Regions from separate parts of the Homo sapiens genome. Here region 1 is linked to region 2. A link is an interaction called in ENCODE POLR2A ChIA-PET data of the cell type or tissue named here. Cell type or tissue: A673. All regions are shown on one strand. Each heading gives the region's core, and the rest is flanking DNA. Links, peaks and the distances in the headings are about the cores only.

Evidence for each region. ChIA-PET counts read pairs that join two places held together with the same protein. Peaks named below come from ENCODE experiments on the same cell type or tissue, not always from the same donor. Only the 100,000 strongest peaks of a DNase experiment are listed, where the experiment ranks them.
Region 1: POLR2A ChIA-PET joins it to region 2 with 15 read pairs; 2 of 35 experiments call an interaction of 5 or more read pairs at or near these places.

Annotation. Positions count from the first base shown.
Region 1 is chr20:43,639,440-43,655,692 of GRCh38, forward strand. IFT52 (intraflagellar transport 52) reads left to right here. Exons shown (of 14, transcript NM_016004.5): 13 at 3,040-3,185; 14 at 7,497-7,860. The coding sequence ends at 7,544. It overlaps LOC124904906 (a long non-coding RNA gene), which reads left to right and starts at 14,484. Exons shown (of 2, transcript XR_007067593.1): 1 at 14,484-14,795. It also overlaps the pseudogene RPL27AP. In A673, for the core only: no CTCF peak of the experiment used is centred there; no DNase peak of the experiment used is centred there.
Region 2 is chr20:44,082,567-44,098,819 of GRCh38, forward strand. No RefSeq gene overlaps it. Among named protein-coding and RNA genes, the nearest start is that of JPH2, 96 kb to the right of the region's middle. RefSeq lists an enhancer at 7,423-7,717. In A673, for the core only: a CTCF peak has its summit at 10,639 (motif pointing left); DNase peaks (open chromatin) are centred at 7,565 and 10,595.

The sequences.
Region 1 (16,253 bases), core at 6,477-14,476, 440 kb before region 2:
GTGGGCAGATCACCTGAGGTTGGGAGTTCAAGACCAGCCTGACCAACATGGAGAAACCCCTTCTCTACTAAAAATACAAAATTAGCTGGGTGTGGTGGCGCATGCCTGTAATCCCAGCTACTGGGGAGGCTGAGGCAGGAGAATCGCTTGAACCCAGGAGTTGGAAGTTGCGGTGAGCCGAGATCGTGTCATTGCACTCCAGCCTGGGCAACAAGAGCGAAACTCCATCTAAAAAAAAAAATTTTTTTAAGTAGCCAGGTGCGGTGACGCATTTCTATATTCCTAGCTACTTGGAAGGCTGAGGTGGGAGGATCACTTGGGCCCAAGAGTTGGAGGCTGCAGTGAGCTATGATACACCTTGCACTCCAGCCTGGGTGACAAAGGACCCTGTTTCTGAAAAATAAATAAATAGAAACAAAATAGAATATTACATACCTGTTAAAAGAAAAATGTAGCCTGGGTGCGATGGCTCACACCTATAATCCCAGCACTTTAGGAGGCTGAGGCAAGAGGATCACTTGAGACCAGCCTGGGCAACACTGTGAGACCTCTTCTCTATAGAAGAATAAACAAAATTAGCCGGGCATGGTGGCTCACTCCTGTAGTACCAGCTACTCAGGAGGCCCAGGTGGGAGGATTGCTTGAGCCTAGGAAGTCAAGGCTGCAGTGAGCTAAGATTGTGCCACTGTCCTCTAACCTGGTTGACAGAGCGAGACCCTGTCTCAGAAAAGAAAAGGCCAGGCGCAGTGGCTCATGCCTGTAATCCCAGCACTTTGGGAGGCCGAGGCAGGTGGATCACAAGGTCAGGAGTTTGAGACCAGCCTGGCCAAGATGGTAAAACCCTGTCTCTACTAAAAATAAAAATAAAAAATTAGCCAGGCATGGTGGCAGGTGCCTGTAATCCCAGCTGCTTGGGAGGCTGAGGCAGGAGAATTGCTTGAATTCGGGAGGTGGAGGTTGCAGTAAGCCAAGATCACGCCACTGTACTCCAGTCTGGGTGACAGAGTGGGACTCCATCTGAAAAAACAAAAAAGAAAATAAAAAAAATGCAGGGCATAAACTTTGATTCGGAATGTCCATAATACATCATTAAATGATGAAGTCAACTTAGAAAACTATTCTAGTTTGATCCCATTTTTGTGAAAACTTACATTTACACACAGAAGCATACATAGCAATAATAATTCTAGGTAGTTGGTGGCAGTAGAACTAGGATGAAACATTGATACAGCTGTGGGTTTGAATGTCTTAGTAAAAAACATACATTTCTATCAAAACTTAAAATGCAAATCAGAGGGAGAATAAATTAATTACAGCTGGGCTCAGTGGCTCATGCCTATAAGCCCAGCACTTTGGGAGGCCAAAGCAGGTGGATTGCTGGAGCTCACGAGTTCGAGACCAGCTTGGGCGACATGGTGAAACCCCGTCTCAAATACAAAAAATCAGCCAGGCGTGGTGGTACACACCTGTAGTCCAAGCTACTTGGGAGGCTGAGGTGGGAGGATGGTTTGAGCCCAGGAGGCAGAAGTTGCAGTGAGCTGAAATCATGCCACTGCACTCCAGCCTGGGTGATAGAGCCAAACCTTGTCTCAAAAAAAAAAAAAAAAAAAAAAAAGGAAGAAAGAAATTACAGTATAATGTGAGAAGGGCAGTAATGGCTGTCTATCCTACATGTAGGGCTCCAGAGGATGGCTTCACAGAGCTATGTTGTTGGTGGAATTATGGGTGATTTTTTTCTTTAATTTTCTTTCTATAATATTGTTTGTTTTTTGGGGTTTTGTTTTGTTTTGTTTTGTTTTGAGACCTAATTTTGCTCTTGTTGCCCAGGCTGGAGTGCAGTGGCACGATCTTGGCTCACCACAGCCTCAGCTCACTGCAACCTCTGCCTCCCGGGTTCAAGCGATTCTCCTGCCTCAGCCTTCCTGAGTAGCTGGGATTATAGGCATGCACCACCACGCCCGGCTAATTTTGTATTTTTAGTAGAGATAGGGTTTCTCCATGTTGGTCAGGCTGGTCTCGAACTCCCGGCCTCAGATGATCCACCTGCCTCAGCCTCCCAAAGTGCTGGGATTACAGATGTGAGCCACCACGTCCCCCAGGCTGGAGTGCAATGGCGTGATCTCAGCTCACTGCAACCTCCGCCTCCCAGGGTTAAGCAATTCTCCTACCTCAGCCTCCCGAGTAGCTGGGATTACAGGTGCGCACCACCATGCCCGGCTAATTTTTTTGTATTTTTAGTAGAGACAGGGTTTCACCATGCTGGCCAGGCTGGTCTCGAACTCCTGACCTCGTGATCCGCTCACCTTGGCCTCCCAAAGTGCTGGGATTACAGGCGTGAGCCTTCACGCTCGGCTGTTTTGTTTTGTTTTGTTTGAGATGGAGTCTGTTCTGTTGCCCGGGGTGGAGTGCAGTGGCGCAATCTCTGTTCACTGCAACCTCCATCTCCCCAGTTGAGGTGATTCTCCTGCCTCAGCCTCCCGAGTAGCTGGGATTACAGGCCTGCATCACCACATCTGGCTAATTTTTGTATTTTTAGTAGAGATGGGGTTTTGCCATGTTGGCCAGGCTGATCTTGAACACCTGACCTCAAGTGATCTACCTGCTTCAGCCTTCCAAATTGCTGGGATTACAGGCATGAGCCACCACGCCCAGCCAATACAATATTGTTTTAGTAAATGCTATTTTTAATTACCCATATGCTTCTCTATAGTCATCTTTGTTGCATTCAGGGAATGATAATTTGATTTCCTACTGTTGCACCTGTTCTTTCTAATGTAGGAATACTAGATCTGAGGAATAGGAAAGCCAGTACCAGTCCAGTTTTATTCTGATTAGGAGTGCTTTTATTATAAAAGCAGCACATTAGAGAGCTCTAGGGTTTTTCAGTGTTGAAATCCTGTAGTCACATTACTTTAGGAAGAGGTGAGTGATCTTAGGAAATGTGGAAACATGACAGGGCATACCTGAAACACACTAAGTCTGTACTTTGGGAAGGGCAGAAGTTAAGAATTAATCTAACTACTACTCCAACTGTCTTAGGTACTGAAGAAGACCTGGAATTTTATGTCAGGAAGTGTGGTGATATTCTTGGAGTAACCAGTAAACTACCAAAGGACCAACAGGATGCCAAACATATCCTTGAGCACGTCTTCTTCCAAGTGGTGGAGTTCAAGAAATTGAACCAGGTACAGAGCCTACAAGGCACAGTGTAGTGGGAGCCCCTCCAGTACTGGTATCTTCCATGGACTGTGCTTGCCATGTTTTATGACGTTGATTCAGCCTGTAAATATTTATTAAGCATCTACTAGGTGAACAAAACAGACAATAAACCCTGTACTTATGGAACCTATATACTAGCTGGAGGATGTAGACAATAAGCAGTAAACATAAGTGAGTCACATAGGATGCTAGAAAATGGTAAGTGCTTTGGTATAAAAGAAGTGGAGGCTGGGCGCAGTGGCTCACGCCTGTAATCCCAACACTTTGGGAGGCTGAGGTAGGCAGATCACCCGAGGTCAGGAGTTCGAGACCAGCCTGACCAACATGGTGAAACCCCCTCTCCACTAAAAATACAAAAATTAGCCGGGCATCATGGTGCGTGCCTGTAATCCCAGCCACTCAGGAGGCTGAGGCAGATGAATCACTTGAACCCAGAAGGCAGAGGTTGTGGTGAGCTGAGATCGTGCCGTTGCACTCCAGCCTGGGCAACAGTGAGACTCTGTCTCAAAAAAAAACAAAAAAACAAAACAAAACAAAAAAAAAACAGCTGGGTGTGGTGGCTCACACCTGTAATCCCAGCACTTTGGGAGGCCGAGGCAGGTGGTTCAGCTGAGGTCAGGAGTTTGAGACCAGCCTGGCGAACATGGTGAAACTCCATCTCTACTAAAAATATAAAAATTAACCAGGTGTGGTGGTGCACGCCTGTAATCCCAGCTACTAGGGAGGCCGAGGCAGGGGAATCTCTTGAACCCAGGAGGCGGAGGTTGCAGTGAGCCAAGATGGCACCACTGTACTCCAGCCTGGGTAAGAGAGTGAGACTCTGTCTCAAAAAAAAAACAAAAAAATAGAGCTGGGTAAGAGGGATCAAGTGTGCTGAGTGTGGCCATGATGACTGGTGAGTATTAAATAGGGAGATCAGGGTGGGTTTCATTGCAAAGTTGTATTGGAGCAAAGATTTGAAGGTGTTGAGAGACTTAGCCATGCAGATATCTGGGGGAGGAGTGTCCCAGGCAGAGGGGAGATGTGTGCAAAGTTCCTAAGGCTGGGCTGTGCCTGGTATGCTTGACGAACGGCAGTGATGCCAGTGTGACAAGAGAACAGAGGAAAGGACAGAGCAGTAGAACATGAGGTGATCACCTTATGTAAGAAATGATTTTCTCAGGCCGGGCACCGTGGCCCACACCTGTAATCCCAGCAATTGGGAGCCCAAGGCGGGCAGATCACAAAGTCAAGAGATTGAGACCATCCTGGCCAACATGGTGAAACCCCATCTCTACTAAAAATACAAAAATTAGCTGGGCGTGGTGGTGCATGCCTGTAGTCCCAGCTCCCATACTCGGGAGGCTGAGACAGGAGAATTGCTTGAACCTGGGAGGCGGAGGTTACAGTAAGCCAAGACCACACCACTGCAGTCCATCCAGCCTGGCGACAGAGCAAGACTCTGTCTCAAAAAAAAAAGAAAAAGAAATCATCTTTCTCTGACTGAGGACCAAGAACTTCAAAATTATCCCTGGCCTTCTTTTTTCCAAGGATTTCAAAAATTGAATGCCCAACCAGCTTTGGTAAATAGGCATTCATACACTACTGATGGAGAATAAGTTGGTTCCACTTGTCTGGAGATATTTTTATAATACTGTTGAAAAGCCCTAAAATGTATATACCGTTGACCCATTCTAATCTTCAGAATTTGTTTTAATAATATAATTCGGAATACGTACAGATTTATCAACCAGGATTCTCAGTGCCACATTATTTTATAGAAGAAAAATCTTCATCAATAGGGAACTGGTTAAGTATCCTAGGGTACATCCATAAGATAAAAAATGTTTTTAAAAATGTTTGGCCAGGAATGGTGGCTCACGCCTGTAATCCCAGCACTTTGGGAGGCTGAGGCGGGTGGATCACGAGGTCAGGAGTTCAAGACTAGCCTGACCAACATGGTGAACCCTCCTCTCTACTAAAAATACAAAAATTAGCCAGGTGTGGTGGCGTGCACCTGTAGTCCCTGCTACTCAGGAGGCTGAGGCAGGAGAATTGCTTGAACCCGGGAGACAGAGGTTGGCAGTGAGCCAAGAACGTGCCATTGCACTCCAGCCTGGGAGACAGAGTGAGACTCTATCTCAAAAAAATAAATAAAAAATAAAAATAAAAATGTTTAAGGACTTGGGCCAGGCGCTGTGGCTCACATCTGTAATCCCAACACTTTGGGAGGCTGAGGTGGGCGGATCACTTGAGGTCAGGAATTCGAGACCAGCCTGGCCAACATGGTGAAACCCCATCTCTACTAAAAATAAAAAAATCAGCTGGGTGTGGTGGCCCGTGCCTGTAGTCCCAGTTACTCAGGAGGCTGAGGCAAGAGATTCGCTTGAACCTGGGAGGCGGAGGTTGCAGTGAGCCAAGATTGCACCACTGTACTCCAACCTGGGCAACAGAGTAAGACTCAAAAAAAAAAAAGTTTAAGGACTTGGGAATACATTCGTGATACAGTAAATATGTGGTGGGGAGAGACTAAAGAACAGTATATAGAGAGATTCTACTTTCTTTACAGAATACAATACACACATAGAATTATTTTGCATAATAAAAAAATAACATAAAGATATTTATCCTTGGGGCCCAGTGCGGTGGCTCACGCCTGTAATTAATCCCAGCACTTTGGGAGGCCAAGGCAGGTGGATCACGAGGTCAGGAGATCGAGACCATACTGGCTAACACAGTGAAACCCCGTCTCTACTAAAAATACAAAAAATTAGCCGGCCGTGTTGGCGGGTGCCCATAGTCCCAGCTACTCAGGAGGCTGAGGCAGGAGAATGGTGTGAACCCGGGAGGCAGAGCTTGCAGTGAGCTGAGATCATGCCACTGCACTCCAGCCTGGGTGACAGAGTAAGACTCTGTCCCCCCCAAAAAAAGAAGATATTTATCCTTGGGCTGGGCACAGTGGCTCACGCTTGCAATCCCAGCACTTTGGGGGGCCAAGGTAGGTGAATCATTTAAGCCCAGGAGTTCTAGTCCAGCCTGGGCAACAGAAACTCCACATCCATAAAAAAATACAAAAATTAGCCAGGTGTGGTGGTGTGCACCTGTAGTCCCAGCTACTTGGGAGGCTGAGGTGGGAGGATCATCTGAGCCTGGGGAGGTTGAGGTTGCAGTGAGCAGTGATCATGCCACTGCACTCCATCCAGGGTGATAGAGTGAGACCCTGTTTAAAAAAAAAAAAAAAAGATAGTGTTTAATTTTTATTTTCCTTCTTTATTAAAATTTCTATAGTGGGCCGGGCGCGGTGGCTCACGCCTGTAATCCCAGCACTTTGGGAGGCCGAGGCAGGAGGATCATGAGGTCAGGAGATCGAGACCATCCTGGCTAACATGTGAAACCCCGTCTCCACTACAAATACAAAAAAAAATTAGCCGCGCGTGGTGGCGGGCACCTGTAGTCCCAGCTACTCGGGAGGCTGGGGCAGGAGAATGGCATGAACCTGGGAGGCAGAGCTTGCAGTGAGCCGAGATCACGCCACTGCACTCCAGCCTGGGTGACAGAGCGAGACTCGTCTCAAAAAAAAAAAAAAAATTCTATAGTGACTGTGTCACTTTTGCAGCAAAAAAAGAGTGTTTTGTTGTTTAATGTAAGCAGGCAAAATTCAAGCTTAGGATTTCAGATGCTGAGTGGAAAGACCAATTAGGTTCTGAGCCTCTCCTGGAAGGAAGCTGGCTGTGCCGGATGCTCATTTGGCAGTGTTTTACTCTCCACGTCTAGCATGGTGCTGGAGGCTGGGGCCATAGCAGTGAACAAGATGATTGCGGTTCTTGCTGTGCCTCTCAGAGCTCTGTGTAGTGGGAGACAGAAGTGTATTGGCAGTTACCGTGGTCTAAGTGCCATCCATGAAGGGAACCCAGAGATGAGGGTTTTGATGTGGCTGCTCAGCAGTGAATGATGGGATGGGAGGTCAGGTAGGTTCCCAGCAGTACTCACTCTGGTGGCATGCTAGGACAGACACCCGAGGCCAATATAAGAAGTCTGGTGTGGTCTTTGCACCAGTGCTTTCAACTCTGTTTGTTACTCATCATGGTGGGTGGTGGGCAGTGGTCACAAGCCCTGCCATGGTAGGGCAAAAGGATCAAAATTTGATCCTTGGGTTGGATTCAGCCCTAAAGCCAGATATTATGTATATGTCCTAATTAATAAAGATTCAGAATCTCTAAAGTCCAAAGCACTGAAGAGTTTACATTTCAGGCTTTATACTGAAATACTAAAATTCTGTGTCTTATTCTCTCATCCAGGAACATGACATCGATACAAGTGAAACAGCATTCCAGAACAATTTCTGAAGACCATGCCTCTTGAAGCTTTTTCTGCCTCCTGATTCTCTCTTTGTAAACTATTTTCAAATTGTTTTTCAACTCCTTATCAAAATTGTTTATACACTCTTTCCTCCATGAGCTCTGGAAGGTATATGCATCTTCTGTAATACTCAGATAGGTATAAGATTTTTCACAAAATCCTTATGTAAGATACATTCCATTTTTAAAAATTAAATGTATGGTTGCATCTGTCTTTTTATACCCTATGAAACAGTCTTGATTTTTTTTTCTCAACCCCAGTTCTGGATTTGAGTCTTTTATCAAAGACATAATTAACTCTCAAGCTTGTTGTAAATACTGTACAGCTTTCTGGACCGGTTGAAAGGATACAACAGTGGCTGGACACGGTGGCTCACTCATGTAATCCCAGCACTTTGGGAGGCCGAGGCGGGCGGATCATTTGAGGTCAGGAGTTCAAGACCAGCCTGGCCAACATGGTGAAACCTGTCTCTACTAAAAATACAAAAGTTAGCCAGGTGTGGTGGCATGTGCCTGTAATCCCAGCTACTTGGGAGGCTGAGACAGGAGAATCACTTGAATCTGGGAGGCAGAGGTTGCAGTGAGCCGAGATCACGCCACTACACTCCCGCCTGGGTGACAGTGAGACTCTGTCTCAAAAAAAAAAGGGGGGGATGGGAGGCTAGGTGCAGTGGCTCATGCCTGTAATCCCAGCACTTTGGGAGACCGAGTTGGGTGGATCACGAGGGCAGGAGATCGAGACCATCCTGGCTAACATGGTGAAACCCCATCTCTACTAAAAGTACAAAAAATTAGCCGGGCATGGTGGCACACACCTGTAGTTCCAGCTACTCGGGAGGGTGAGGCAGGAGAATCACTTGAACCCGGGAGGCGGAGGTTGCAGTAAACTGAGATCACACCACCACATACCAGTCTGGGTGTCAGAGCAAGACTCTTGTCTCAAAAAAAAAAAAAAAAAAGGATACAGAACTTAACCCATAGTCTGTTTACCCCACTGTACCTAAAGAAGAAGATAAAAGAGTAGACAGATACCTTCCTTATATAGATCTCATCCCTTCATCTCCCAGTTGCCCATAGGACACAACCATGTAGAGCAAGCTTGTCCAACCCGCAGCCCATGGGCTGCATGTGGCTTAGGACGGCTTTGAATGTGGCCTAAAACAAATTTGTAAACTTTTTTTTTTTTTTTGGAGACGGAGTCTCGCTCTGTCACCCACGCTGGAGTGCAGTGGCGCGATCTCGGCTCACTGCAAGCTCTGCCTCCTGGGTTCACACCATTCTCCTGCCTCAGCCTCTCCGAGTAGCTGGGACTACAGGCGCCCGCCACCACGCCCGGCTAATTTTTAGTATTTTTAGTAGAGATGGGGTTTCACCGTGGTCTCGATCTCCTGACCTCATGATCCGCCCGCCTCAGCCTCCCAAAGTGCTGGGATTACAAGCGTGAGCCACCGCGCCCGGCCTACAAATTTGTAAACTCTTAAAACATTATGAGGCCAGGTGCAGTGGCTCATGCTTGTAATCCCAACACTTTGGGAGGCCAAGGTGGGTGGATCACCTGAGGCCAGGAGATAGAGACCAACCTGGCCAACAGGATGAAACCCTGTCCCTACAAAAAATACAAAAATTAGCCAGGTGTAGAGGCCTGGTACGGTGGCTCATGCCTGTAATCCCAGTTCTTTGGGAGGCCGAGGTGGATGGATCACTTGAAGTCAGGAGTTCAAGACAAGCCTGGCCAACATGGCGAAAACCTGTCTCTCCTAAAAATACAAAAATTACCCGGGTGTGGTGGTGCAGGCCTATAATCCCAGCTTCTCAGGAGGCTGGGGCAGGACAGTCGCTTGAACCCCAGAGGCAGAGGTTGTGGTGAGCTGAGGTTGTACCACTGCACTCCAGCCTGGGCAACAGAGCAAGACTGTCTCAAAAAAAAAAAAAAAATTAGCCAGACATGGTCAGGCATAGTGGCTCATAGCTGTAGTCCCAGCTACTTGGGAGGCTGAGGTGGGGAAAATCATTGAACCTGGGAGGCAGAAGTTGCAGTGAGCCAAGATCACATAACTGCACTCCAGCCTGGGTGACAGAGCAAGACTGTCAAAAAAAAAAAAAAAAATTAAGAGATAGATGTGTTTATTATTATTTTTATTTTTATTTTTTTTATTTTTTTTAAGAAGGAGTCTCGCCCTTTTGCCCAGGCTGGAGTGCAGTGGCGCTATCTTGGCTCACTGCAAACTCCACCTCCCAGGTTCATGCCATTCTCCTGCCTCAGCCTCCCAAGTAGCTGGGACTACAGGCACCCACCACCATGCCTGGCTAATTTTTTGTATTTTTAATAGAGACGAGGTTTCACTGTGTTAGGCAGGATGGTCTCGATCTCCTGACCTCATGATCCACCAGCCTCGGCCTCCCAAAGTGCTGGGATTACAGGTGTGAGCCACTGCACCCGGCCATTATTATTATTTTTTTAGCTCATCAGCCATTGTTAGTGTATTTTGTGTGACCCAAGACAATTCTTCCAATGTTGCCCAGGGAAGCCAAAAGATTAGATACTCCTGATTTAGAAGCTGAGCCTGGGGAACAAAAGTGAAAGTCCATCTCTACAAAAATGAAAATTAGCCAGGTATAGTGGCACACACCTGTAGTCCCAGGTATTTGGGAGACTGAGGTGGCAGGATTGCTTGAGCCCAGGAGTTCAAAGCTGCACTAGCTATGATCATACCACTGCACTCCAGAATGGGCCACCCATGCTTCTTCCCTGTCCTCTGGCTTCCTGAAGCACTCAGTTCTATCATCATCTTGGGTTATAATGTAGGGCCAAATTTAATCATCTGTTCCAAGGAGGCTAGAGGGTATTGTCATGGGACAATGGGAGAGACTGCACCTGTCAGAATGGTGCAGTTGGTGTATAGAAATGCACAGCAGTGTACTGACATACACAGATAACCAGCTTTGGGGAACTCTGAAAGCCAGATGGAAGGTTGCAGAGCCACTGAGGATAGGAGAGGAGAGAAGGGAGAGGAGAGGAGAGGAGGGGAGGGGAGGGGAGGTGGGAGGAAAGGGGGGAGGGGGGAGGGGAGGAGCAATTCCCATTGCTGCACAATGGGAATAGTTTAGCTGGTGGGTTCTATAAAGATGGGAATGGTAGAAGGATGGTCATTTACAGAAGAGTTTGATACAACCCCAAGAGCAAATAATAAGGATGTGGACTAAGGTGGTATTATAGGAAAGGTGGCATTTTGAAACACTTTGGTCTGGGTGTTGAAAGTTAGATTGGCAAGATTTGGGGCTTGATTTCCTGGGACAGTGGGGGCAGCTATTAAAAGATGGGGAGTCTAGGCCAGGCACGGTGGCTCATGCCTGTAATCCCAGCAATTTGGGAGGCCGAGACGGGCAGATCACCTGAGATCAAGAGTTCTAGACCAGCCTGGCCAACATGGTGAAACCCCGTCTCTACTAAAAATACAAAAATTAGCCTGGCGTGGCGGGCGCCTGTAATCCCAGCTACTCAGGAGACTGAGGTGGGAAAATTGCTTGAACCCGGGAAGTGGAGGTAGCAGTGAGTCGAGATCATGCCATTGCACTCCAGCCTGGGTAACGAGGGAAACTCTATTAAAAAAAAAAAGATGGGGAGTCTGAAGGATGAGTGGTTTTGGAGCATAAGAGTCCAGTTGAGACTATGGCAATTAATACAGGTGGAAATAACTAGTAAATGGCTGGAAATCCCTAATTTAGGCTTAGAAAAGATGTCCAGTCTCAAGAGTGGAGTTGTTCATATGGAGTGGTTAATTAAAGTCATGAGAATCATTTGTCAAAGAGTAGTGTTAGAAATTTAAAAGCTTGGGAAGAACAGCTCAAGTCAAATCCTGAGTTTCAAATGATTTCTTCATGGTAAAGCTCTGTTCATAGGCTTCCATTCTCTCCCATACTCAAGCCCTAGTACACGGCTTATTCAGAGTTGCCAGCCAGGGCAGGGCACTGGGGAACGGGGAAGCCACTCCAGGGGCAGAAGAATTTGGGGGCTCTAGCTCAAAGCTGGGAGATAAGCAGCTAGAGGACAGGCCTGGGGAGTGCTGTGGCAGTGTGTTCCAAATACATACCCAAAATGTGTTCAATGATTGTCTCCCAACCCAAATGCTCTTCTCTTATCCTGTGGGCTTGATGCTCCTCCCATTGAGAGGTGGGGTCTCTGTTCCCTCCTCTGAATCTTTGAATCTGGCACCGTGGCAGAAGTGATGCTGGTGACCTCTGAGGCTAGTTCATAAAAGGCTATACAGCTTCTGCCTGGTTATCTTGGGACATTCACCTTTAGAACACAAGCCTCCATGTAAGAAGTCCAAGGCCACGTGGATAGGCCATGTATAGGTGTTCTGGCCAACAGCCAGAGATCTCAGTCTATACCAGCATCTTGGTATAAATCGCTTGCCAAACATGAATGATGATACCTCCAAATGACTCCTGGCCCCAACCATCAAGCACCTCAGCCTTTTGTCATCCCAATTGAGGTCCCAGATGTCATAGAGCAGAGACAAGCCATCCCTGCTGTGTTCTTTGTGAATTCCTGACTCCCAGAATCCATGAATATAATAAAATGGGAAGGAAGGTGTGCCCTCACTGCCATTTTGTTATATTTGTTTTTATTTTTATTTTTGTTTTTTTGTTTTGTTTTGTTTTTTGAGACAGGGTCTCATTCTGTCTCCCAGGCTGGAGTGCAGTGACACAATCTCAGCTCACTGCACCCTCTGCCTCCCAGGTTCAAGTGATTCTCCTGCCTCAGCCTCCCCAATAGCTGGGATTACAGGCACGTGCCAACACGCCTGGCTAATTTTTTGTATTTTTAGTAGAGACAAGGTTTCACCATGTTGACCAGGCTGGTCTCAAACTCCTGACCTCAAGTGATCCACCCGCCTCGGCCTCCCAAAGCGCTGTGATTACAGGCGTGAGCCACTGCGCCCAGCCTTGTTTTTGATTTTTTTGAGACAGGGTCTTGCTCTGTTGCCCAGGCTGAAGTGCACTGGTGTGATCATAGCTCACTGTAACCTCAACCTCCTGGGCTCAAGCAATCCTCCTGCTTCAGCTTTCCGAGTAACTGGGACTACAGGTGTATGCTACCATACCCAGCTAATTTTAAAAAATGTATTTTAAAATACATTGAGTGGCTGGGCGCAGTGGCTCATGCCCGTAATCCCAGCACTGTGGGAGGCTGAGGGGGGCAGATCACGAGGTCAGGAAATCGAGACCATCCTGGCTAACACGGTGAAACCCCATCTCTACTAAAAAATACAAAAAAATTAGCCGGGCATGGTGGCAGGCGCCTGTAGTCCCAGCTACTTGGGAGGCTGAGGCAGGAGAATGGCGTGAACCCAGGAGGCGGAGCTTGCAGTGAGCGGAGATCGGGCCACTGCACTCCAGCCTGGGCGACAGAGTGAGACTCGTCTCAAAGAAAAGAAAAAAAAAAAAAAAATATATATATATATATATATATATAGAGAGAGAGAGAGAGAGAGAGAGAGAGTCTTTCGTCTGAGCCGCCAAAATGCCATCCAGACTGAGGAAGACCCAGAAACTTCGGGGCCATGTGAGCCATGGCCATGGCCGCATAGGCAAGCTCCAAAAGCACCCCAGAGGCCACAGTAATGCTGGTGGAATGCATCACCACAGGATCAACTTCAACAAATACTACCCAGGTTACTTTGGGAAAGTTGGTATGAGGTATTACTTAAAGAGAAACCAGAGTGGCCGGGCGCGGTGGCTCACACCTGTAATCCCAGCACTTTGGGAGGCCGAGGCGGGTGGATCATGAGGTCAGGAGATCGAGACCATCCTGGCCAACAAGGTGAAACCCCGTCTCTACTAAAAATACAAAAAATTAGCCGGGCACGGTGGCGGGCGCCTGTAGTCCCAGCTACTCGGGAGGCTGAGGCAGGAGAATGGCGTGAACCCGGGAAGCGGAGCTTGCAGTGAGCCGAGATTGCGCCACTGCAGTCCGCAGTCCGGCCTGGGTGACAGAGCGAGACTCCGTCTCAAAAAAAAAAAAAAAAAAAAAAAAAAAAAAGAGAAACCAGAGTTTCTGCCCAGCTGTCAGCCTTGACAAATTGTGGACTTTGGTCAGTGAGCAGACACAGGTGAATGCTGCTAAAAACAAGCCTGGGGCTGCTCCCCTCATTGATGTGGTGCAATCGGGCTACTACAAAGTTCTGGGAAAGGAAAAGCTCCCAAAGCAGCCTGTCATTGTGAAGGCCAAATTCTTCAGCAGAAGAGCTGAGAAGATTAAGGGTGTCAAGGGGACCTGTGTCCTGGTGGCTTGAGGCCACATGGAGGGAGGTTCATTAAATGCTAACTACTTAAAAAAAACAAATAGGCCAGGTGCAGTGGCTCACGCCTGTAATCCCAGCACTTTGGGAGGCCGAGGTGGGTGGATCACCTGGTTGGGAGTTCAAGACCAACCTGACCAACATGGTGAAACCCCGTCTCTACTAAAAATACAAAAAGCCAGGTGTGATGGCGCATGCCTGTAATCCCAGCTACTCGGGAGGCTGAGGCAGGAGAATCGCTTGGACCCGGGAGGTGGAGGTTGTGGTGAGCCGAGATCGCGCCATTGCACTCCAGCCTGGGCAACAAGAGTGAAAACTCCGTCTCAAAAAATAAATATAAATTTTTAAAATTATATATATATATTTTTGGGCTGTGGGGAGCTGGGCATAGTGGCTCATGCCTGTAATCCCAGCACTTTGGGAGGCCAAGGCGGGAGGATTGCTTGAGCCCAAAAGTTTGAGACCAGCCTGGGCAACATAGCAAGACCCCATCTCTATTTATTTTTATTTGAGATGAAATTGCAGACATCATAGCACTTTACCCCAAAACAAATAAATATCTATAGAAATAAATATTGCCCAGGCTGGTCTTAAACTCCTAGCCTAAAGCGATCCTCCCACTTTGGCCTCCCAAAATGCTGGGATTACAGGCATGAGTCACTACACCTGGCCTTAAAATGGCAGTTTTAAGCCACTGATTTGGAGTAATTTGTTATACAGCAATAGGTAACTAGAATAAACACCTGTAATCTTACAAGGAACTTTTTGGTTCTATCTGAATCTAATCCAACTTCCACTTTCACTTTTCAAAGGGATAACTGAGGCCTAGTTGCGGAAGAGACTGGCAATCTGCCTACTAACCAGGAGTTTCTCCCACCACGCTCTCCTGACCAAGAAGGTGCCTTGGAGGAAGCAAGGCCTGTTCTGCCACAGGGTCAGTAGGCTTTTCGCCTTCATCCATGGATGGCTTGTGGCAAGGATATATTTTTTCTCCCATTTATGTGAAAACTTTGAAACTAATTGTGTGTTCTGTGAATGCTTAGCTCTCTTGAATTGGGGTAATGGTTATTGTTTATAGAGCATAAGCCAAGTTTTATATTCTACAATGCAAACAGGTACCTGTTTCTAAATAAAACTGTTTACATTAAAAAAAGAAAAAACAAAACTTTGAGGGCCGGGCGTGGTTGCTCATGCCTGTAATCCCACCACTTTGGGAGGCCAAGGTGGGCAGATCACTTGAGGCCAGGAGTTCAAGACCAGCCTGGCCAACATGACGAAACCCCGTCTCTACTAAAAATGCAAAAATTATCCGGGTGTGGTGGTGTGCGCCTGTAATCCCAGCTACTCAAGAGGCTGAGGCAGGAGAATCCCTTGAACCCGAGAGACAGAGGTTGCAGTGAGCCAAGATTGCATCACTGTACTCCAGCCTGGGCAACAGAGCAAAACTCCGTCTCAAAAAAAATAAAAAACCCACTTTGAAACAGAAAAGTGTGAAGAATACTATATTAAACACCAGTGTGCCCATCAGACTTTAAAAAATTGTTAATATATTGCCATATATGCTTTCCGTATGTATAATCATTTTTATTTTTATTTTTTTTACATGTAGACCTTAAAATCCCAATGTATAGGCCAGGCGCAGTGGCTCACGCCTGTAATCCCAGCACTTTGGGAGGCCAAGGCGGGCAGATCACTTGAGGTCAGGAGTTCAAGACCAGCCTGGCCAACATGGCAAAACCCTGTCTCTACTAAAAATACAAAAATTAGCCGGGTGTGGTGGCGGGCGCCTGTAGTCCCAGCTACCTGGGAGGCTGAGGCAGGAGAATTGTTTGAACCTGGCAGGCGGAGGTTGTGGTGAGCTGAGGTTGTGCCATTGTACTCCAGCCTGGGCGACAGAGCAAGACTCTGTCTCGAAAAAAAAAAAAAATCCCAATATATGCATAATCTTTTTTTTTTTTTTTTTTTTGAGATGGAGTCTTGCCCTGTCACCCAGGCTGGAGTGCAGTGGCATAACCTTGGCTTGCTGCAACCTCTGCCTCTCAGGTTCAAGCGATTCTCCTCCTGAGTAACTGGGACTACAGCCATGAGCCACTGACCCTGGCCTGTATAATCAATTTTTTTTTTTAGACAGAGTCTTGCTCTATTGCCCAGGCTGGATGGAGTGCAGTGGCACAATCACTGCAACCTTCGCCTCCTGGGTTCAAGTAATTATCCTTGAGCCTCCCGAGTAGCTGGGATTACAGGCATGCACTACCATGCCGGGCTAATTTTTTGTATTTTTAGTAGAGACAGGGTTTTACTATGTTGGCCAGGCTGGTCTCAAACTCCTGACCTCATGATCCGCCCGCCTCAGCCTCCCAAAGTGCTGGGATTATAGGCGTGAGCCACGTCA
Region 2 (16,253 bases), core at 4,295-12,294:
GCTCACTGCAACCTCCACCTCCTGGGGTCAAGGGATTCTCCTGCCTCAGCCTCCCGAGTAGCAGGGATTACAGGCATGCACCACCACACCTGGCTAATTTTTGTATTTTTAGTAGACATGGGGTTTCACCATGTTGGTTAGGCTGGTCTTCAACTCCTGACCTCAGGCGATTGGCCCACCTCAGCCTCTCAAGTGCTGGGATTACAGGTGTGCGCCACCCCGCCTGGCCAGATTGATGAGTTTGATACACGTGTATGTCCCAGTCAAGCTACAGGACATTCCTGTCACCCTAGAAATCTCTCACACCCCTTTCCAGCCAACCCCTGCCCCCACTGCTCTAGGCAGCCACTGCTCTGATTTCTGTCACTACAGCTAGGTTTTGCCTCTTCTAGAATTTCATACAAATGGAAGTACTGGGTATGTACATATTTATGTGTCTGCTTCCTTCACTTAATGGCTTTTAAGTTCATCCATGTTGTTCCCTGCATGTCTTTAATTTCTTCCTTTTTGTCCCTGAACAGGATTCCATTTTAAGCGATCGGGCACAGTTTGTTTTTCTGTTATCCTGTTGAGAGTCATGTGTGTTGTTTCTAGGTTTTGACAATTATGCCTAAAGCTGCTATGAACATTCTTGTACAAGTCTTTTTGCACATATGTTTTCATTTATTTTGGGTAAATACGTGGGAGTTTAAATGCTTGATCACAGGGTAGGTATATGTTTAACTTCAAAATAAAACCTGTCAAACTGTTTCCCCAAGTGGGTGTATGATCTGGTCAATTAATTTTAACTACTCATCTGGTGAGCCAGAACTACCTACCAACTGACTTCCTTTCCAGACAAATACCATGTGACTCATGAGCTGGGCTTCCAGGGACTAGAATTGTTCCTGGGGACAGGCTGGGTGCTGACCAGAAGCAAAGGATGACATTTGAGAAGTTACCTGGCTGGCTGCCCGCCTTCTGGGGCCTGTGCTGCGCACTGCAGACCCACGGTCTCCCTTCTGCCCCAGCTCCTCTTGCAGGCTTCTGAGGCAAAAGAACTTCTGCCAGGCCAGGCATCCCAACTCCCTCTAAAGAAACCCTCAGCAAGATGCTCATTCGGTCCCTCACATCAGTGCCAGGTGAAGAGAACGTGACCGGGGCTATCCTGAGGCTGCGGGTGGCCAGGGACGTAGGAGGGAGAAGGCAGGAGCTCTCTAGGCCAGACTAGAGTTCCATGCTCAGGCGTGAGGCTGTACAGCCCTATGGTACACCTCAGATCTGGGAGAGGGAATTATCTCACCTGTGAGAGTGTGGACAATACTGTCAATAGCAGCTCAGCCCTGGCCTCATGTCAGTTATCAATTGCTGTGTAATGAAGGATCCCCAAGCTTACGGGTCAAAATGATTATTCATTCTATCTCACAAACCTGTGGGTTGACTAGATGGCTCTCCTGCTCCACGTGGTTGGCTAGGGCGACAGGACACTGGAGCTGGAGCATCAAAGACGGCTTCTCTCCATATCCAGAGCTCAACTGAGATGACTGAAACATCTGGGGTTGACTGGGCGTCTCTCTTCTTTCTCCATCCATGTGGCCTGTCCATGGAGCTAGCTTGGGCTCCCTCATCACATGGTGGTCTTAGGGGCATCAGGCTTTTTTTTTTTTTTTTTTTTGAGATAGGGTCTCACCTTGTCACCCAGGCTAGCATGCAGTGGCATGATCACGACTCACTGCAGCCTCGACCTCCCTGGGTTCAGGTGATCCTCCCACCTCAACCTCCTGAGTAGCTGGGACTACAGGCACACGCCACCATGTCTGGCTAATTTTTCTATTTTTTTTTTTTTTTGTAAAGGATGGGTCTCACTATGTTGTCCAGGCTGGTCTTGAACTCCTGGGTTCAAGTGATTCACCCACCTCAGCCTCACAAAGTGCTGGGATTACACCATGACCAGCTGAATTGGACTTCTTAACATGGTGTGGCAAGCTGAACAGTCTACCCCCAAAATTCATATCTGCCCAGAACCTCAAAATACGACCTAATGTATGGTTGTATATGACCTCATCTTAACTAGTTATATCTGCAGAGATGAGAACAAAGTCTTCACAGATGTTAACTAGTTAAGATGAGGTCATACTGGATTAGGTTAAGCCCTAAATCCAACATCAGATGTCCTTCTAAGGAGGTTGGAAGACAAACAGATACACACAGGGACGAAGGCCATGTGAAGATAGAGGAGGAGACTAGAATTATGCCAACACCAGCCATGAAATGCCAAGGACTGCCAGGAGTCAAGAGACAGGCATGGAATAGATTCTCCCCTCAGAGCCTCCAGAAGGACCCAGCCCTGCCAACACCTTGATTTTGGCCTTCTAGCCTCCAGAACTGAGACAGAATACATTTCTGTTGCCTTAAGCTGCCCAGTTTGTGGTACCTTGTTATGGCAGTGCTGGGAAACTCACTTGCATGGTGGCTGGGGCCTGAAGATGCAGCAGAAGCTAACGGCGTCTTAAAGGCTGATCCCAGAACTGACGGAGCATCACCCCGCCATGCTTCATCCGGCAAGGCAGGGCCTCTCAGCGTAGGCCCCATTGACACTGGAATGGTCTCACTCTGTTTGCGGAGGGCAGAGGAATTGGAGGAGGTTGCTCTGTGTTCCAGGATGTTTAGTGGAATCTCTGGCTTCCACTCATTGTCAGTAGCACCCCCACCAGGCCCAACAACTAAAAGTGTCCCCAGAGATTGCCCAATGTCCCCTGGAGGACAAAGCCATCCTGGATTGAGAACCACTGGGTTAAAGTAAGTAACAGGATCAGCACAGCTCCCAGGGCAGGGGCTGTATAAGCGTGGGAACGGCAGCAGGCTCCCTGAGGGCCACCAATGGGACAGTCTCCCGCTTCAGGATCACTTGGAACTTGCCTTGAGATTTGCAGGACACAACCCACAATCCCCAGATCTTTTTTTTTTTTCTTAGAGACAGAGGTTCACTCTGTTGCTCAGGCTGGAGTGCAGTGGTGCAATCATGGCTCACTGCAGGCTTGAACTCCCAGGCTCAAGGGAGGCCTCAGCCTCCTGAGTAGCTGGGACTACAGGCACATGCCAATGCATGCCCGGCTAATTTTTATTTTTATTTTTGTAGAGATGGGGGTCTTGCAATGTTGCCCAGACTTGTCTCAAACTCCAGGGATCAAGTGATCCTCCTGCCACTCAGAGTGCTGGGATGACAGGTATGAGCCACGTGCCTGGCCCCCCAGAAACCTTGAATCCCTTGTGTTCTACCTTATGAAGTGAGTCCCAGGTGGGGGTCAGAAGCTGGCATCCAGGTCCAGGACCCCATGGAGCGTTACCTGTGACTTTGGATGCTTCTGCACACTTGTTGCCAACTTGAGATGCTGAATTCAAACCACCACAGAGCTGCTCCCCGTACCAGGTGAGAAGTGTGGGAAAATGGTTTGAAGCCACGTGGTTTGCCCTGGGCAGTCTAACGGGCAAGACATGAATGCACATGTGTCTAGGTTGGGCACTGCAAAAAAAGACGCCACATCTAAGGGCAACAGGGCAAACATACTAACTTGCATGAGTGGCAGAGGTAAAGATTCATGGGCTCCCGCCTGAGTCCTGGAGCAGCACAGGAGAGCCCCTGCCCACCTAAACCAGTGCTGGCAGCCCCAGCCATGCCACAGGCTTGGGAGAACACGTTCACCCTGTGCTGCACCCTCCGCTGCCCAACCCCAAACCTACATTGTGGCCTCGGTGTGGCAGGCTGCTGGCGGGAGCACACGCGGCATCTGGGGTAGCTGTGTGTGAAGCACAGAGCGTGGCACCTGTGTGTGCAGCGGAGTTCGCCTGGGAGGAAGCCACATAGCATTTGCCTGATTTCTTGTATGTTGCATACACGCTGGATGCTGATTTAGAAGGGCTGTTTTTGGTTGGTTTGTTTTTAAAGGATACATTTTCACATCTCCATCTCTGTAGCCATGACCCAAAACAAAATGGAACGTTTCCATCACCCCAATAGTTCCCACGTGCCCTTGTTCCTCAGTGATTTCACCCACCTCCCTCCACACCACCTCCCCAGGTAACCACCACCCTAACTGTTATTGCCATAAACTGAGTTTGCCTCCTGTTCTATCGTTTTATATAAATGGACTCATATATGGTTATCTTTTCTGTCTGGCTTTTCTTCAGCACCATTTTACGAGATTCATTCCTGCAGCTGTGTATAGCCATCCCTTGACTTTTTTTTTTTGCAACCAAGTCTTGCTCTGTTGCCCAGGCTGGAGTGCAGTGGTGCGATCCTGGCTCACTGCAACCTCCACCTTCCCAGTGCAAGCCATTCTCCTGCCTCAGCCTCCCGAGTAGCTGGGATTACAGGCTTACACCATCATGCCTGGCAAGTTTTTTTGTATTTTTTAGTAGAGATGGGGTTTCACCATGTTGCCCAGGCTGATCTCTAACTCCTAGGCTCAAGCAATCCACCCGCCTCAGCCTCCCAAATCCCTTGTACTTTTTATTGGTGTGCAATATGATAAAAAGAAGCTTGGTTTATGAAACTGCAGTTCCTAACTGGATGCTACTGTTTAAGGCCCAGTGCCAGAGCCCCTACCCCCTCCTTCTCTCCTTCCCCGAACTCCGTCTTTACACTTTGGCCATGACCACTGTCACCCAATTCACCTAGAGTGAGCGTCCCATTCCGCCTCAGTCAGCCCCCAGGGCCACCTGTGATTGTTCAGGCTGTGCAATGCCATCCTGACTCCAACAATCCCTGGGGGAGAGGTGACGGATATCCTAACTACCCTGCTTCGATTATGATACATGGTATGCATGTACCAAAATATCACATGTACCCCATAAATATTGTATATCAAAGATGGAGAATTACTGTAAAAAACAATGACCGGAGGAAGAGAAGCCTTTTTCCAGTTTACACCCTGGCCGTGTCTGGCTGGCAGCAGATTCTCCACTTCCCACAGCCAGAGCCTTTTAAAAACTGGTTTGGCCCCAATGCCATTGCTGCAGCTGGAACGGGTACAGCTGGCTCATCTAGGATAGAAAGTGCATGGCCAGCTTTGTGTGAAAGGAGAGGAAACTCTCCCCCTGCACGTAGCTGCTGCTGCTGGATTCCAAATTCCTTGTCCTGTCCTCCTATCTTCCCCATATCCTGCCCCAACTTATCCTTGAGGCACTGTTCCACTGCAGCCCTGCCCACTCCCGCCAGAGCCATGGGCACACCAGCCACCACCCTTCCAGGGAATGCAGTGCGGCAGAGCACATAGGCCACATCGCTGGCCGTTCAGCCACCTCACGCAGCCTCAACTTCCTCATTTGTAAAATGGGCGTAATGACAGCAACTAGCTCATTTGGTGGGAAAACATAAGATCATCTAGGTAAAGTCCTGGCACAGTGCCTGGTGCACAAGTCGTCACTGAATATTACCTTTTGGTTGATCTGTGCAGGACAGTTCCCCAGGCGGCCTTGGGCCAACCCATCAACCCAGTTCTCCTTGCCTGCCCCCCACCCCTGCCCACCTCCCCCGCAACTTTTTTTTTGAGACAGAATCTCACTCTGTCACCCAGGCTGGAGTGCGGTTGTGTGATCTTAGCTCACTGTGCAACCTCCACCTCCTGGGTTCAAGCGATTCTCCTGCCTCAGCTTCCCAAGTAGCTGGGATTACAGATGTGTGCCACCACACCTGGCTAATTTTTGTATTTTTAGTAGAGTTGGGGTTACACCATGTTGGCCAGGCTGGCCACGAACGCCTGACTTCAAGCGATCCACCCGCCTTGGCCTCCTGAAGTGCTGGGATTACAGGCGTGAGCCACAATGCCCAGCTACCCACTTTTTTGCTTAAGGTTCTCAGGACTAACTTGGCGTGTGCTGGGAATGCAATATCCTGAGATACGCAGGAACTGGCTACAACAGCCCAGGCTCTATTCCTCTTTCCCCTACAAACGGGGTATCCTTAGGTGTTTTAGCCCAGCCTATCGTGTTGCCCCTGAAGTATACAACCTGGGCTGGGCTGTCTTTTGGGGTATCTCAGATGTGGTACAATTGGGGCACACACACAGAGACTCCATTCACCCCGGGCAGATTTCCTGAGCCTGGGGGACTGGCTTACAATGAATCCCAGGCTTCTGTTGTCCCTTGCTGCCTGTCTGTAAGTAATAAACCCATTTCATTTCATGTAACTTGTGTACGTGGGTGTTCTATCTCACCAGATTCAGGCAAGCTGCTCACCAGCACACAGAAACTCTGCTCCACAACCTGGGATCTAGTTGAAACTCCGGCACTAGTGCCAATTTGAGAGGGCTCAATGTCTGGGTAAAAATACACTTCTACCCCTGTCCTTCAGTTTCCCCATCTATAAAAGAGATGGTATGCCTGTAATCCCAGCACCTTGGGAGGCCGAGGTGGATGGATCACTTGAGACCAGGAGTTCAGGACCAGCCTGGCCAACATGGCAAAACCTCATCCCTACTAAAAATACAAAAATTAGCCAGGTGTGGTAGTGCATGCCTGTGGTACAGGTAACCCATAAAGTCACTTCCAAACCTCACATTCTATAAAGCTGTGATTCCCAGAGGCTGAGAGCTCACCACCACCTTTTTTGTACTTTCATTTTAAATATTTAAATCTTCAATCCATTTGCGAGTGACTTTAGTGCAAAGTATGAGCCATGGATCTAAGTTTACTTTTTCCCCAAATGGTTGCCCAGTTGTCTCTTTGCTATGTATTAAAGGTTCCATTTCACCTTTTTGAGTGACACTCCTTTAATTAGAAAATTGGGTCCATTTCTGGATTTTAAAAATCTTATTCCATTGATCCATTGATTTTAGTGTAGATTTTTAATACAATGAAGTATTTTTGTGGGTGAAGCAACCTCTAGTTTCTTTCTGAAATATTTTAGATGTATAAACAGTACAGAGAGAATATAACTAGCACCTAGGCAACCTCCACCAATCTTAAACTTCAGTCAGAACTCAACTCCCCACACACAGTTATAGTCAAAGTTCCCATGTGCTTCATTCTGCCAGTTTCCATCCTCCTCTGAAAGTAGCTGCTTCGAGTTTGTTTTTTTAATCATTTCCATTATTTAAACACAAATGTAAATATCCACGATATATAATATTGCTTTATGTGTTTTAGAATTTTATGTAAATTTCTCATACTATAAATATCATTTTCCACTTACAGGTTTTTGAGATATATGTAATGTTGGTATATGTAGCTTCTTATTCTCATGGCTCTAAGAATTAAATGAGATAATCCTTGTATGCAATTAGAAGTGTCTGGAATGTGATAAACAAGGTTAGCTGTCATTATCAATGTCACTAATCATTATTTTTATTATCACCATTCCCACCAAAGGGATCAGAGGTTCACACATGACATTGTTGAGGAGCAGCAAAATGGAGCCACGATTTCTTTTAGGATAACAGGAGCCATTTTCCCTGCTCTGAGGTATGTTTGGATGGAAACATTGGGCTCCTTGTCAGCTGTTCCCTGGTGCTGTGCACAGCTTGCAGGAACGGCTCTGATTTTGTTTAATGACTCTGACAAGAACGCCAGACTTGGCCATGTGACTTGCTCTAGCCAATGAGACAGCAGCAAACATTATGCAAGCAGAAACTTGAAAAGTGCTTGCTCATTGGCCTTGCCCTCTCACTGCTCTTGGTCAGACCCATCACCATGAGAACAAGCCCATGCTAGCCTGTTGGATGATGAGAGACCCTGCAGAGAAAAGGAAGGTGCCCCAGCTGACATCAGAAAGCCCTGTGCCCATCCAGCAGCCAACTTCAGATGTACGAGTGAGTTCCAGCTGAGATAAACCAAACTTGGCGAAATCGCAGAACTGCCCACATGAACCTACCCCAAACTGCCATCCCACAGAGCTGTGAGCTCAATAAATAGTTGTTGTATTAAGTCACAGAGTCTGGGGTGGTTTGTTGTGCTGCATAAGCTAGCTGATACACCTGGTTATCTGACATCTCCAGCAATTACTGACCTGTATTTGCAGACTTAACTCTTGGTTACATGACCAGAAAACAATATTCCACGTGCATGAACCACAATCCACAAGAGACAGGCTCCCTTTCAGAAACATCAAACGATGTTCAACATTTGGCAGGTCTGAAAAGCTCTCATCCATACCATGAGTGTATAAAACATGCCTTGACCCATGATAATCACCAAGGGGCACTTTCTGGGGGTTGGTGCTATCCCCCCCAAATAGCAGACTCTTCCCAAGGGAATCACAGGTGATGTATAGGTGTTTCTAACTGGTCCTAATCCCAAATCCATGTCTGAAACCTCACCTTATACCTACATATTAACTTCATGGGTGCAAACACCACACCTGGTCATACCAGAAACCAGAGTTCCCAAAAAGGGTAAATGTCCTTCTGTACACAGCAAAGGCATGTTGGGCCATGCCTAGAGGAAAAGGAGGCAGAGGCTGCAGAGCTGGAAGCTCAGCTGTTTTGAGGCCCTGGGCTGACAGATCTTTGTCCACAGCCTTGCCAGGAAATGCCCCACAGTCCCACATTTGGAAGTGAACAAGCTGGAAGGGTGATTTTCCAACTGGACACAGCTGGTGACGATCAAGATAGTGACCCTGGATAACTGCCCTCAGACTCTGCAAGGCCAATTCTCACCATAGGTGGAGTTATTTGCCTGCATAAGCGATGGTCAGGCCCTCTCTCCTGCCCCCAGACACAGAGGAGGGACCATGCGCTTCCTGACATTGTGGCTTCAAATGCCACAACCACAAGGGCCATCCACTTAGGGACAACATTGGTGTCTGCCTCAGGAAGTCCCTTCCCACTCCACCTGCCTGGGAACACGCCCTCTGATGTGACAGCTTCTGGACTCATGTTATAAACAAGTCCTTTTTTAAGGGCCTGAAACATTGGAATAGAACCACCACCAACCCTGGAAAAAAAATGCAAATCCAAAATACCAAGTACTATACAAAGGTGCTCTAATTATTCTTGGTTCAAAATGATTCACAAGAGGAAAGGGAACCGACTCCGTATGTACGCGTGTCTATCTGAGAAAGAATAAGAGACGCTTTCTCTATGCGCATGCTTCCCAAAAATTAATGAATGAAATCTCTCATCCTAGTCCTTTACAGATTTATCTAAGGTTTCTTCCTGTGTTTGAATTCCTCTATTAGAAAAAAATTAATCAAAGCAATACATCCCTATGGCTAGAAATTAAATATTTACGGACCTATTATAGAAAGCAGTAATTTGCCACCCCCTCTCTCCACACCAACGCAACTCTCACAGTGTAATTCCTGATGACTACCTAGTATAACTCTAAGTAATATATTTATACCATTCTTTCTTGATTTATCAGCTCTGACATTACTTCTTCCCAAATTCCTCTAAAGGTTTTGAAAGATTACTTTGATTCCACCCCCCCCTTAGAAACATCACACCTTTAAACAATGCACTTAAACCTCAATTAATTGAGCTTTTCTATTATAACTTTTGTCTCCCTACTGCTATTGATGAACTTAACTCCCTTCTACCTCCCCACCCTTCTTTCATTTTATACCTTTCTATGTCTGTTAGCTGCATCATAACTTTCACCTGTAATTAACTCCTTAATTGCCAGGCACTATTCTCTGTACTGGGGATACAGCCTTCGAGAAGACAATAACATTCCTTCTGTCATGGAAATGACCCTTTAAGGGAAGCAGAGAATAAAAATATAAGGATGTGCAGAAGATAATTTCTGAGAATGAAAACACACTGGATATAAACAAACAGTCACGTGCAAGAGACTATACATAGAAGCAGGAAGCTCAAAACTAACTGGGGGCCGGGTGTGGTGGCTCACTCCTATAATCCCATCATTCTGGGAGGCCGAGGCAGATGGATCACCTGAGGTCAGGAGTTCGAGACCAGCCTGGCCAACATGGTGAAACTCCATCTCTACTTTAAAAATAGAAAAAGGTAGCTGGCCATGGTGGCACGTGCCTGTAATCCCAGCTACTCAGGAGGCTGAGGCAGGAGAATCACTTGAACCCGGGAGGCAGAGGTTGCAGGGAGGCAGAGATGGTGCCACTGCACTCCAGCCTGAGTGACAGAGTGAGACTGCCTCAAACAAACAAACAAAACACCTAACTGGGGAGGTCACAGAAGGTCTCGCCCAGCAGACGGCACTTGAGCTGAAGCCCTGTGAATCTTAAGGTTGTCCAGTCTGACTGTGGGAGCAGACACTGTTCCTGGTCCTGAGGGAGCATGTCTTCCCCCGGTCTCACATAGTTCCATCTCACACATGCACTGATCAGCAATCTGCCAAGTAAGGGAGACACTCTGCAAACACCTGGGGTGCTGTGTGTAATTCTCTTCTCTCTGGGACTCTGTCCTGAGAAATCTGCCTACCTTGGTTTTCCCAGGCTCTCAGCCAGTGTCCTCAACTCACGGATTCTGCCAAGTTCCCTGTCTCGGCACTGCGACCTGAAAACTCACTGGGTCAATTGTAGACTGTATTAGCCTGGGCTGCCACGACAAAAGATCACAGACAGGGCGGCTTCAACAACAGACATTATGCTCTTCCACTTCTGGAGGCTGGAAGTCCATCATCAAGATGACAGCAAATTCAGTTTCTGTTGAGAACCTGCCCCCTGCTGGTAAATGTCCTTCCATGACTTTACTCTGTAAAAAGTCTTTACTCTGTAAAAAGTCTTTACTCTGTAAAGTCTGTCTTTACTCTGTAAAGTCTGTCTTTACTCTGTAAAGTCTTTACTCTGTGCTTGCACTGGGGAAAGGAGAGATTTTTAGTGTGTGCGTGTGTGTTTTAGTTAAAGAGGCAGGGTCTCTCTCAGTTGCCTAGGCTGGTCTCAAACTCCTGGGCTCAAGCAATTCTCCCATCTCAGCCTCCCAAAGTGCTTGGATTATAGGCGTGAGCCACTATGCCTCACCTCTTCCTTTTCTTATAAGGACACCAATCCTATCTGACTAGGGTCCCACACTTATGACCTCATTTAACCTTAATTACTTCCCTGAAGACCCTATCTCCAAATATATTTATATTGAAGGTTAGGACTTCAACATATGAATTAAGGTGGGAGGGGCACAATTCTGTCCATAACCGGGCTCACTCCATTTGTCTCCCACTTCTCAGCGATCACTGTCCTTTGTTGATCGATGTACAGTGTCTTGCAAACCATTGTTTAGTCCCTTCTTTTGTTGATCCAGAAGGGAAGTTACCTCTTGGCTGGTCTTAGATTTTCACATTTATATGCATAAAATAGTCTCAATATTTTTTTCGTTTTTGTTTTATGGTCATTTGCAGTATTTTGTATGTTCCTGCTTTTTTATTACACTAGCTAGTATTTTTTTTCATAGAAACAATTCCCAGTTCTACTATTTCCTTTCTCTTTTCTGATTATTCTAGGTACTTGTGTTTATTAATTCTCCCTTCCACATCTTTTCATTGATATTTGTTTTGTTTTGTTTTTGAGACAGAGTTTCGCTCTGTCACCCAGGCTGGAATGCAGCGGCGCAATCTCGGCTTACTGCAACCTCCACCTCCTGGGCTCAAGCGATTCTCCTGCCTCAGCCTGCCAAGTAGCTGGGATTACAGGCATCCACCACCATGCCCAGGTAATTTTTATATTTTTGGTAGAGACGGGGTTTCACCTTGTTGGCCAGGCTGGTCTCAAACTCCTGACCTCAAGTGATCCACCCACCTCGGCCTCCCAAAGCGCTGGGATTACAGGTGTGAGTCACTGCACCTGGCCCTTTTCATTGTTATTTTTATTGTTGTCCATTTCTTAACTGTGAGTTGAAAATTAAACTTTTTTCTTTGTAATATATTTATTGCTATACCTATTCAATGGTAGGAGTTCTTAGCTAAGCACTGTATTGGCTGTGTCCCCCAGTGATTCTGGTATGTTTTTATTCATAATAAAGCTTTTAATTTCAATAAAACATACATCCAGAAAATGCACACGTCTTGAGACAGCTGACAAACCTATTACAAAGTGAATATACTCATGAAACCAACACCTGGATCAAAAATAGGACATTGCCAGCATCCTAAAAATTCCCACTGCGCCACTTCCCAATATCCCTCCATCCCCCAAGCAACTTCTAACACAATAGATTACGAATGTTTTTGAACATTATGTAAGTGATATCATGACGGAGTCTCTTAGGTCTGTCTAGTTTCACCCAGCATTATGTTTGTATAATTTGTCCATGTTTCTGCACGTAGAAGAAAAATCTGTTACAATGTTTTTGTTATGACTGAAATAAATAGAAAATGCAAAACTGCTCCTTAAAATCTGTTATTACAAATGTTCCAAGCAGATTTCATGATTTGGTGAAGAGGTTGAATAGCTTACCCAATAATATGCAACAGATTAAAGAGAGGAAGTACTCCAAAGTCACATCACAAAAATAGATGCCTACATAAGTGGAAATAAACTAAAAATTTAATAATTGACATAACCTTTACACAATCTGTATTATTTTGACTTTCAAAAAATTGCTAAAATGAAGTCTACATTTATCAAGTTTGCTCATGCAGGGATTATGCACAATAAACATACATCCCCTTGGTTAGGCATGGTGGCTCATGCCTATAATCCCAGCACTTTGGGAGGCCAAGGCAGGCAGATCACTTGAGGTCAGGAGTTCAAGACCAGCCTGGCCAACATGGTGAAACCCCATCTCCACTAAAAACACAAAAATTAGCTGGGCATGGTGGCAGGCGCCTGTAATCCCAGCTACTCGGGAGGGTGAGGCAAGAGAATCACCTGAACTCAGGGGCGGATGTTGCAGTGAGCCGCGATGGTGCCACTGCACTCTAGCCTGGGCAACAGAGTGAAACTCCATCTCAAAAAAAAATAAATAAAATAAAACAAAAATAAAATAAACATACATCCTCTTTATACAATGCTTTTGGAGAGAGACTGATCGTATGATGCAAATCACTCCAGACTGGGAATAACAGTTAAATTTGAGTCTCTGTCCATCAGTGATAAACAAGATGAAGTTAATTAGATTCAAATATTTTATTTTCAAGCATAAAATAGGACATTCACAAGACACGCTGAGGTTTTTTTTCTAGCTCTAAAACATAACATGATCCTAAATATATTTAGACAACCAAAAATGATATCAGAGACATGAGAAAATCTGGCAAGATAGTGATTTCAAGAGGTGGACCCAGCTCACCCTCTGTATTCATTTTCTACTATTTTACTATTAAATTTCCTGGTATTAAAAATTACCAAAACGTAGTGGATTAAAACAACACAAATGTCTTACCTTACCTTATTATCTCATAGTTTTGTGGGCCAGAGTCCAGCAAGGGTCTCACTGGGCTGAGATTAAGGTGTCAGCAGGGCCGTGTGCCTTTCAGGAAGCTGTAGGAGGGTATCTGCTTCCTGGCCTCTTCCAGCCTCCAGAGACCCCCTTCCTCCATCTTCAAAGCCGGCAACATAGTGTGTAGGTGACCCTACTTCCATCACCACATCCCTTTCTCCGACCGCAGCTGCCACTGGTTGTCTGCTCTTAAGGAGCCGTGTGATTAGATTGGATCCACCTGGATAATCCAGGCTACTCGCCCCAACTCAAGGACAGATGATAGCAACTTTAGTCAATTCCCTTTTGCCATGCAAGGTAACATGCTCACAGGTGCTGGGGACTAGGACGTGGACATTGTATTAGGCCATTCTTGCCTTGCTATAAAGGAACACCTGAGACTGGGTAATTTACAAGAAAAGAGGTTTAATTGGCTCATGGTTCTATAGGTTTACAGTTTCAAAGATGGCATCAGCATCTATCCAGCTTCTGGGGAGGCTTTGAGGGGGCTTTTACTCATGGCGGAAGATGAAGGGAAGCAGTCTGTTACATGGTGACAGCAGGAGAAAGAGAGGGAGGTGGAGTGGGAGGGAGGGGGGTGCCACACACCTTTAAACAATCAGATCTTCTGATAACTCACTCACTATCACCAGGACAGCACCCTCTTTTCCACAATCTTGATGGAGTAACTCCAATTCTAGAGCTAGCAGGTTAGTGAAGCTTAGAAAGGGCATTTGATTTTGTTTTTAATCATCCCTATCCAGCTCCTGTCCTGTTCCCCAAATCTCCAGGGCTCAAAGCCTAGATGATCCTTTATTTCCTATAAAACAAAACATGCGATGGCAAAAGCTCATGTCTCCACCAGGCCTTAAGACCAAGGACTTCCTGGGCTCCCTGAGGGAGTCTGCTCAGTGGATGCTTTTGAATTATCTATACCAGGGACTGGCAAACCTTTTCTGTAAGGGACAGAAAGGAAATATTTTAGGCTTTGCGGGCCACATGGTATCTATCACAACTATTCTGTTACCAGATGGAGGGCCTTGAGTGTGAGTTGTCCGGGTCCTCAGTGTTTTGAACAAAGAATTGGACAAAACACACAAAGTGACAAACGAATGAAACAAAGCAACAAAGCAGTGAAAGCAGGGAATGATATTTTATTTTATTCATTTATTTATTTTTGAGACAGAGTCTCACTCTGTCGCCCAGGCTGGAGTGCAGTGGTGTGATCTTGGCTCACTGCAACCTCTGCCTCCTGGGCTCACGCCATTCTCCGAAAGCGAGATTTATTAAAGTGGAAAGCGCTCCACAGGTGGGAGTGGGCCCAAGCAAGCAGCTCACGGGCCTGGTTACGAAGTTTTCTGGGTTTTAACGACTCCTTTTGAGGGCCCTATCGGCTACAAAAATGAGTACCAAACTCATGTCTTGCTTTATAGAAAATAAAGGATCATCTAGGCTTTGGATCCTGGAGATTTGGGGAACAGGACAGGAGCCGGATGTCAGGTCCACAACTACGCCAAATGTCCTGCTTGGGGTCAGGTTCGGGCCCATACTGAGGTCCAAGGGGAGTGGGCGGATGGGCAGATAGGTGAAAAACACTGGGCGGGTGCCATAGGCAGGTGAAATGTAGTTTTATTCAGCAGCTCTCTCATCAACAGCTCTTACACACTCTTCTCTCATCAGTAGTTTTCTCACACCGTCCGCCCTGTTTTAGCTGCTTGAGTGGGCTGCTCCCATACACCGCTGTGCTGCCGGCTCTCCCTTGCCTTCAGGGTCAGCAGCTTAACTCTTTCTCTGGGCACAAGCTGGTTCCGGGCTCCCCACTGCCCACCTGCAAGACGGACAGCTTTGGCTCTCTCTTCCTCTGGGCACCAGCGCACCCAACCACGTCAAGCCATGCCCAAGAGCCAAGCCCAGCCATGTCCCCAGAGCCCCGTGCAGTGTCAGCAGGGCAGTCATACCTTTTACAGACAATAGTGGCGTAGAGCCAAGTATGAACTTACACAAACAGTTATATAACAAGTGGAGGTGTGAGCCTGCACCCCAACCCTGCTGAGTCATGCAGGCCTGGATGTCTGCCTCGGCCTATTCCTTGACCAAAGCACATCCATGTGAAGGAAATAATGTATACAGTGGTCCATTTCCAAGATAAAGTGCCTTGAATTGGCTTAGGTCAGCAAACTACAGAAGAAACAAGATATACTAGGCCCCTGCTTGGATAGCCGATGCCTGCTTGTCGGCCTCTCCCTTCTCCCCTTCCTCCCTTGCTTAGTTGCCCTCACTCAAACCAAAGACATTTAGTCTAAAATGAAAGTTTACTAGCCTGCAAAATAGCTCACTTTGTCAGTTCTTATCGGCCTGCCCAGCTACTTAGGTCATTAGGTCATAAGACAAATGCTTAAAAAGCCCCTGAGCTAACTAGGATTGCAATACATTGTGGGCTGCAACAAAATGCCACAAGACAACCCTAAAAAAGAACACCTAAAGCCCCTACCCACCATCACTAGGCAAAGTCCGGGAAGAGTGTGACCCCACAGTACTCAGCCTTTGAGGAACCGGTGGAGAGACCTGTGCACTAGAGGATGAATTGCTTGTTGTGACTGCGCTGGGTGTGCCTGCTCATTAGACACCCAGTCTTGCAAGACCGTCATTAAAAGTCTCACTTTCACTATTCTCTGGGTCTCTAAGTCCATTCTTGAGTTCGAACGCATGAATTTGTTCCTCACACATGTACCTTACACTGGATAGGGCTGATTAAAAACAAAATCAAATACACCTTCTAAGCTTCACTTTCCTGCTAGCTCTAGAGTTGGAGTTACTCCATCAAGATTGTGGAAGAGAGTGTGGTAGGAAGAATAATGGCACCGCTGAAGATGTCCATTCTTTATCTGGATGAAGGATTTGGCCCATGGCTAATTAAAGCTGAAGTGAATTGGTCCGCAGTCATCTGGA